2 separate regions of the Homo sapiens genome follow, and region 2 is linked to region 1. Evidence: read pairs that join two places in POLR2A ChIA-PET (ENCODE). Cell type or tissue: OCI-LY7. All regions are shown on one strand. Links, peaks and the distances in the headings refer to the core of each region. The heading gives the core; the rest is flanking DNA. Region 1 has its middle 45 kb from the start of FOXN3-AS1. Region 2 overlaps EFCAB11 (EF-hand calcium binding domain 11).

Region 1 (4,395 bases), core at 115-4,114:
CTGCATCCAGGAGTCACTCCCAGTTTAGATCTGCACGTAGTAGGCATTGCCTTTATCCATCCAAAGGATGGAACATGGAGAAAATTAATTAAGTAGAGTTATCAATCAATCAATCAATCAATCAATTATTCTACAAGTTCCTACCTTGGCTAGGCATTGGGGAATCCACAAAGAGGCATGTCTTTGGTAAAATAAATGAAGACAAATGCCGGGCGCGGTGACTCACAACTGTAATCCCAGCACTTTGGGAGGCCGAGGCGGGCAGATCACCTGAGGTTGGAGTTCGAGACCAGCCTGACCAACATGGAGAAACCCCACCTCTACTAAAATACAAAATTAGTCAGGCATGGTGGCGCATGCCTGTAATCCCAGCTACTCAGGAGGGTGAGGCAGGAGAATCGCTTGAACCCAGGAGGAGGAGGTTGCAGTGAGCCGAGATCACGTCATTGCACTCCAGCCTGGGCAACAAGAGCGAAACTCCATCTTAAAAAAAAAAGGGGGGGGGAGGGGGCTGGGCGCAGTGGCTCACACCTGTAATCCCAGCACTTTGGGAGGCCGAGGCAGGCGGATCACGAGGTCAAGAAATCAAGACCATCATGGCCAACCAACATGGTGAAACCCCATCTCTACTAAAAATACAAAAAATTAGCTAGGCATAGTGGTGCATGCCTGTAGTCCTAGCTACTCGGGAGGCTGAGGCAGGAGAATCGCTTGAACCTGGGATGTGGAGGTTGCATTGAGCCGAGATCACACCACTGCACTCCAGGCCAGGCGACAGAGTGAGGCTCTGTCTCAAAAAAAAAAAAAAATCTCTCAGTCTGCCTGTTGTCTGTCTTCACCTACCAGAATGTATGCACCACCAGAATATACGCACCAGGAGAAGAGGGAACCCTGCAGTTTGCTTAACACTGCATCATATCAGGGTATTTCCCAGCCCATGACACACAAAGAATATTTTCTTGAATGAATAATAAATACACTAATGAACTAACAAAGAAAGCATATCAGAACACCAATGCAGAGAGTAATATTATCCTTGAATCCATTCCAATTTGAAACATAATAATAAAAAGCAAGTCCTTTTCAAAATGTAGCACAATAACTATGATTTGTAGGAAATTACTTGAAATCTACAACATGATGTCTAGAGTAGGAGGCAGAAGGAAAATGGCAGCCCCAGAGCTGGTGTAGTCAGGAGGAGCATCCAGGGGCAACGATCTGGACAGACCTTGAAAGATAGGTAGGATTTAAGCAGGGAGCAAACTAGAAAAGGGGAGAAAAGGGTATTCCAGAACTTGAGGGCCAAAATGAAAGAAAGCCTTGATAGCACCCAGGCATCCAATTCTTAGGGATCCCATATCCTATCAGGAGCAGGACTGGGCACAGGGGGTCTTGGCAGTGCATACGACAGGCCCCTTCTTCTGTGAGCTTCCACTCCAGCTAGTAAAATCAGATTTGTAAATATCGACTTTTGCATTAATAAATTATTTCCTAATTACATGGTAGGAGCTCTGAATACTTGCTGGCTGGAAGGAAATCCAGAAGACTATTTAACATTGATTAGAAAGTTGAGTTTAAGGTGGAAGCAGGAATCTGCCTTTGGGGTAAACCCCTCTATTGTAGGAAGGGCAACCTTGATGGGCTCTCCCAATCATGAGGATAAAAGTCAATTTCTCCTCCTCTTCCTTAGCAGAACTCCTGATATTGGTAAAGTCTTCCAAGGTCAAATACACAGGACTGGGACACTGAGGAATCTGGCTAATACTGTCAAAAGCCACCTCACCAGGAGCATATCATTCCAGTGTAATTTCTTTATTTTAATCATGCCTCCCACCTACCTAAGCCACTATTATTGGAGAATATATCTGGCAAGTTAATAGGAAACACTTAGAGTGTAGGATCTTACTCTATTTTCTGTTGCTTATAACAGAATCCCTGAAACTGAATCATTTATAAAGAAAAGGAATTTATTTCTTACTGTGGTAGACACTGGAAAGTCCAAGGTCAATGGGCCACATCTGGTGAAGGCCTTCTTCCTGATGGGGACTCTGTCTACAGAGGTCCAAGGCAGCACAGGGCATCACATGGCAATGGAGGGGGCTGGGTATGCTAACATGCTTTCTCAGGTCTCTCTTCCTCTTCTTCTTTTTTTTTTTTTTTGAGATGGAGTCTCGCTCTGTCGCCCCGGCTTGAGTGCAGTGGCACGATCTCGGCTCACTGCAACCTCTGCCTCCTGGGTTCAAGCGATTCTCTCACTTCAGCCTCCTGAGTAGCTGGGACTACAGGCGCCCGCCACCACGCCCAGCTAATTTTTTGCATTTTTAGTAGAGACGGGGTTTCACCATGTTAGCCAGGATGGTCTCGATCTCCTGATCTCATGATCCACCCATCTTGGCCTCCCAAAGTGCTGGGATTACAGGTGTGAGCCATCGCACCCAGCCCTCTCTTCCTCTTCTTAAAAAGCCACCAGACCGGCCAGGCGCAGTGGCTGTAATCCCAGCACTTTGGGAGGCCAAGGAGGGCGGATCACGAGGTCAGGAGATTGAGAAGATCTGGCTAACACGGTGAAACCCCGTCTCTACTAAAAATACAAAAAATTAGCCGGGCGTGGTGGCAGGCGCCTGTAGTCCCAGCTACTCAGGAGGCTGTGGCAGGAGAATGGCATGAACCCGGGAGGCAGAGCCTGCAGTGAGCGGACTCCAGCCTGGGCGACAGAGCAAGGCTCTGTCTCAAAAAAAAAAGCCACCAGATCCACTCCCATGAGAACACATTGACCCATTAATGCATTCATGACAGCAGACCCCTCGTGGTCCAATCAGCTCTTAAAGGACCCAGCTTTCAATGTTACCTCATTGGGGATTAAGTCTCCAATACATGAAATTTGGAGGACACTTTCAAACCACAGCAATAAGTTTAAAAGTAAAGATTCACAAGACTGCATGCAGGTTAAGCAATTTTGAAGTATTCCATTCTTACCCATGGCAGGTCTTCCTAGCCAAGTACACTGGGTTCCAATTATCCCCACAGCATTTGGTTCTTCTAGAGCAGAGAGAGTGTATTTTTGAAAAGCCTCCATTCCACAAAAGCATCTGGCTCCTGAGACCTCTTCAGTACAGCCTCAGCCACTGGAGCCTGGGACATGACATCATTGCTTCAGGGCCATAAGTTACTAGGGCTCCCCCAAAAGTTTGGCTGTGGAGACTGGGGAATCAGAGATATGCAGGGGTAGTGGTCTCTCTCTCTTTTTTTTTTTTTTTTTGAGATGGAGTTGTGCTCTTGTCACTCAGACTGGAGTGCAGTGACGCAATCTCAGCTCACTGCAACCTCTGCCTCCCAGGTTCAAGTGATTCTCCTGCCTTAGCCTCCCAGGTAGCTGGGATTACAGGCACATGCCACCACACCCAGTGAATTTTGAATTTTTAGTAGAGGTGGGGTTTCACCATGTTGGCCAGGCTGGTCTTGAACTCCTGACCTCAGGTGATCCACATGCCTCGACCCCCCAAAGTGCTGGGATTACAGGCATGAGCCACCGCGCCCGGCCTGGTAGTGGTCTCTTAGCCCACTGTTCCCTGCCAAGGTAGTGCAGACAGAGTGGATCCCAGTCTCCTCCAGATTTCTCAGCTGAGTAGAGATGTGGCACAAAGGAATAAGGAAGCGTCACGTATAGGAGGGGCCATGAGATTCCTCTACCTTCTTTCTGTTTCCCAGACCTGCCCCATTTCCTAGACCTGGGAGTCCCTAAGCTAACTTGGAGTTTAGAGGCAGCTCAAGTGCCTACTCTACTTGGAGATAGCCTTCCCCTGATTCATGGCCAAGAGCACTCATCCTCTATAGCTCCTTGAAAAGCAATCCTGGTGTCATAGACACATGACCATGGTATCAAGCTATCTTTTCAGCAACAGCAGGAAAACTTCCGAGTGGTTCCCCTTTCCAAGAAACCTTTGCTGAGAAAGCTTCCTTAACTTTGTTTATAAAATGGGCTCTATCCTTTTGCTTAACTTTTCAGTAATATCTGTGATATGGTTTGGCTGTGTCCCCACCCAAATCTCATCTTGAATTGCAGTTCTCATAATCCCCATGTGTCACGGGAGGGACCAAGTTGGAGGTAATTGAATCATGGGGGCAGTTACCCCCATGCTGCTTTTCTGTTTTTGTTTTGTTTTGTTTTGTTTTTGAGACGGAGTCTTGCTCTGTCGCCAAGCTGGGGTACAATGGCACGATCTCAGCTCACTGCAACCTCCACCTCCGGGGCTCAAGCGATTCTCCTGCCTCAGCCTCTCGAATAGCTGGGATTACAGCTGCCCACCACCACGCCCGGCTAATTTTTGTACTTTTGGTAGAGATTGAGTTTCACCATGTTGGCCAAGCTGGTCTCGAACACCTGACCTCGTGATA
Region 2 (4,395 bases), core at 101-4,100, 420 kb after region 1:
TATATCCTCTTTTAAGATTTGGCCTATTAATAGTTTTTCAGTTTCCATTTATTCTAAATGTTGTGAGTATACCTTTCTTAGTATTTACTGTATGACTCGGCTATGTTCTGAACATTTGTGTCTCCCTAAAATTCATATGTTGAAACCTAATAACCAATGTGATGGTATTAGAAGGTGGGGCCTTCATAAGAGTAGGTCACAGGGAAGAGCCTTCATGAATGGGATTGGTGCCCAAGAGGCCCCAGAGCACTCCCTTGTTCCTTTCCACCATGTGACACACCATTCCATGAACCAGGGAACAGGCCCTAACCAGACACTGAATTTGCCAGTGAGTGCCCTGATCTTGGACTTCCCAGCCTCCAGAAGTGTGAGAAATAAAATTCTTTTGTTTATAAGCTACCCAGTCTATGAAGTTTTGTTATAGCAGCTCAAAGGGACTAAGACGAACTGCATTCTCCTGAATACTGGACTGCATAGGCAGATGAAGGTGCTCAAGTTAACTGATGTCATATTAAAAGAGTCTTAAGAATATTTCAAATTGATCCTAAACTGAGACTTCACTTCCGTTTTTCTTTTCTTTTGAAGGTGTTTTATAATTAGTTGAAAAATAATGAAATCGAAATAAAATAGAAAAAATAAATACTAATTACTTCACAGAAAAAAAATGATAAAAACACACCAGCTGTGTCAGTCTATAAGCTCTACGACCTCTTGAGAGGCAGTTAGTGTAGCTGTTAAGAGCGGACTTTGGGGTTAGTCTGCTTGGTACTTATCTTGGTTATTTCACTAAAATTAAACTAATATTACTTGTGGGACAGTACAGCACAGTGGTTAAAAATACTAACTCTGGAGTCATACCACCTGGGTTTGAATTCTCACTTAACCACTTACATAGATGCCTACATGCACATGGAAAGTTACTGTGCTTCTGCATCTCATCTTCCCCATCTATAAAATGGGGAAAGGATAGAAGTCAGAACCATGGTCCATCAGGTCCACTGATGGGTGGTACCACAGAAATCACAAACACACGTCACCCTCTCCTGTGGTCTCTGCAGGCACCCTGAAGTGACTATCCCAATTACTCTGCATTCTTATTACCCTATTTATTTATTTATTTATTTATTTTGCATTTAGAACAACTGGTGATTATATGGTTGTTATCATTGGTTTAGTTTACTTGATACTGTTTTGCCATTTAATGTTACAGAACAAAATTGTCTACTTCACACCATATCCCCAACTGCCTAGCTCAATGTAAGCAAGTAACAGTTGCCTCAATAAGTCCTTGTTAAAAGAAGTAAAAGGCTGAATAACTGAGCTCTTCATCAACCCCCATATTTAGAGATACACAAAAATCTCAGTTTCTCCAAAATCCACTCTCTACCCATCAATAAAATTTTTATCTAAACTATTTTTAGAGCTACTTATATTTTTGGTCTACTTTATGACTTGGCATATATATATATATTCTTTTTTTTTTTCTTTGTCACCCAGGCTGGAGTGCAGTGGTATAATCTCGGCTCACTGCAAACTCTGCCTCCCAGGTTCAAGTGATTCTCCTGCCTCAGCCTCCTGAGTGGCTGGGATTACAGACATTCACCACCACACCTGGCTAATTTTTGTATTTTTAGTAGAGGCGGGGTTTCACCATGTTGGCCAGGCTGGTCTCAAACTCCTGACCTCAGGTGATCTACCCACCTTGGCCTCACAAAGTGCTGGGATTACAGGCATGAGCCACTGTGCCTGGCCTGGAACTAATATATTTTCAAATTCTACTACCAACTATACAAAATCTGTTCTAAATTTTACTTGTCTTAAATTTTCCTTCATTAAAGAGTAAAGGTATGAAGTTGACAGTGTGCATGCACTTGAACAAAAATAATTTCAAACCTGGGTCTACAACCAAGATCAGTAGCATTAAACATAGGAGCATGTATGCTTAGGGTTACATAAGCAATGTAGTATTACTATAATCAATTAACAGAACTTTGACTTCTATTTATAATGCTTCCAAAAACTGGTTTGCTCAAGAGCACCTGTGTGGAGCTATACTGGTTTTCTAATCCCACTTCCCCTTTCAAACACCTTTTTTCTACTTTACAAAAGAAAGGCACATTTCTTACCTAACATGAATCTTACAATCATGCATTGCCTGAGTGTTGAAAAACTTCCTGGGTGCCAGAGGGACGAATAAAATATTGGTATCTGTGAAGACTTTATTCAATGCATTATAAACTCTTCATTGAGAGGTTCAAATACTACCTTGTCTTATTATTTGTTTCTGTTAAGGGTGAAGCACAATGGGAAATGTATGTGCGGCATATGTTGAGATGGTCTAAATTCAAATATGTTATAGAATACTGATCATTTTGATATAGTGACTTTGACTCTTTCCCCACCATGGACAAAGAATGCACTGCCCTGGGAGAAACTCCTACAAAAGGAAGCCAAGAGATCATCTGTGAGAAACCATCTGTGATGTTTCATTTCATCCAGGTGAAAAACCTACAGCAAGTTTCTATGACTTCTCTCACTCTCTCTCTTTTTTTTCTCTCTCTATCCATTCACTCATCTACTCACCTTAAAATAAGGTTGCTTAAGATTTATATAAGCAATGATGGGAAATACCGATTTCCTACAGAGTGTACCTTCTTTGAATTTTCACTGTTCTTAGGAACAAGAAAAGGCCTGGTGAATGTTCTACCCACCTCTCAGTCTGTGGCTCAGTTACATATAATATACAATTTAAAGAAGGCAGAGCTAAAAAGTCCTACAGCTACCGCTATGGTTTGGATGTTTGTCCCCTCAGACCTCCAGCTGAAATTTGATTCCCAGTGTTAAAAGTGGGGCCCAATGGGAGGTGTTTGGGTCCTGGGGGTGGAAAAGTGGGTCCTCATGAACAGATGAATGTGCTCTCTTGGGGTTGAGGGTGAGTGAGTTCTTACTCTATTAGTTCCCACCAGAGCTGGTTGTTAAGAAGAGCCGGGCGCCTCCCCACTCTTTCTTTTGCTTCCTCTCTTGCCGTGTGATCTCTGCACATGCCAGCTCCCCTTTGCCTTCCACCAAGAGTGGAAGAAATCTGAGGCCTCACCAGATGCAAAACGCCCAATCTTGAACTCTCCAGCCATCAGAATTTTTAGCCAAATAACCCTTTTACATTATAAATTATCCAGCTTCAGGTATTCCTTTAAAGCAACACAAATGGACTAAGATAGTTATCTTAACATAATAATATTCTAGTACATCTTTGAATAAAAGAAATTGATATTAGAGGAATGTTTTGTAGTTTCTTGAAAATTTGTTCAGACTCACAAAAGAAATACTGCCATTAAGCTTTGTCAAAAGGTGACTGAATATATAAATATAGTCATCGCTTGGTATCCATGAAGGACTGGTTCCAGGACCTCCCATGAACACTAAAATTCATAGATGCTTAAGTCTTTACTATAAAATATTGTAGTATTTGCATATAACCTAAGCACATCCTCTTGTATACTTTAAATCATCTCCAGATTATTCATAATGCCTAATACATTGTAAATGGCATGTAAACAGTTGTTATACAATATTGTTTAGGAAATAATGACAAAGAAAAAAGTCTGTATATGTTCAGCGTAGATGTAACTTAAAAAAAATATTTTCTGTCCTCAGTTGGTTGAATCCACAGACATGGAACTTGCTGATATAGAGGGCCAAATGTACATTTACTTTTTATTTGGACACAAATGCCAAGTCACCTGTCACTTCTAAACCACTTCTCTGTTCATTTAATTATTCTTCCCAAGTACCTGTTAGATATAGACAAATTTAACAGCATTGTGGAATCTACTACAAATAATGTCCATATAGTCAGGTACAGTGGCTTACATCTGTAATCCAGCTACTCAAGAGATGGAGGTGGGAGACTGCTTGAGGCCAGGAGTTCAAGACTAGCCTGGGCAACAGAGTGAGACCTCATCTCCAAAAAAGTTTTAAAAAACTAGCTGGGCATAGTAGCACATGCCCATAGTCCCAGCTACTCCAGAGGCGGAGGTGGGAAGATTGCTTGAGCCCAGGAGTTTGAGGCTATAGTGAGCCATGCTCTCACCACTGCACTCCAACCTGGGCAACACAGGGAGACTCTGTCTCTAAAAAATAATAAGAAAACAGTAATTTTTAAATGCCCTTAACAAAAAAAAATTATACAATTGTATATCCTCTAAGCCTCACATTTACTAATGGTACAATAGTTCTATTTTTACTATTGGTCTACTGCATATCATCATCACATTAACAGGGTAAAGGAGAAAAATATGATTATGGCAACATGAGCAGAAAAAGCATTTAATAAAAGTCAGTATTTATTCATGATAAAATTTCTTAGCAAAGCAGGAGCTCCCTTAATCTAATAAA

Evidence for each region. ChIA-PET counts read pairs that join two places held together with the same protein. Peaks named below come from ENCODE experiments on the same cell type or tissue, not always from the same donor. Only the 100,000 strongest peaks of a DNase experiment are listed, where the experiment ranks them.
Region 2: POLR2A ChIA-PET joins it to region 1 with 7 read pairs; 1 of 35 experiments calls an interaction of 5 or more read pairs at or near these places.

Annotation. Positions count from the first base shown.
Region 1 is chr14:89,460,543-89,464,937 of GRCh38, forward strand. It overlaps a transcript of FOXN3 not described here. Among named protein-coding and RNA genes, the nearest start is that of FOXN3-AS1, 45 kb to the left of the region's middle. RefSeq lists an enhancer at 2,477-2,976. In OCI-LY7, for the core only: no CTCF peak of the experiment used is centred there; a DNase peak (open chromatin) is centred at 2,049.
Region 2 is chr14:89,879,996-89,884,390 of GRCh38, forward strand. All of the region lies in intron 5 of EFCAB11 (EF-hand calcium binding domain 11), which reads right to left. Among named protein-coding and RNA genes, the nearest start is that of EFCAB11, 73 kb to the right of the region's middle. RefSeq lists a silencer at 2,045-2,164. In OCI-LY7, for the core only: no CTCF peak of the experiment used is centred there; DNase peaks (open chromatin) are centred at 2,076 and 2,986; H3K4me3 peaks cover 904 bases; H3K27ac peaks cover 2,761 bases.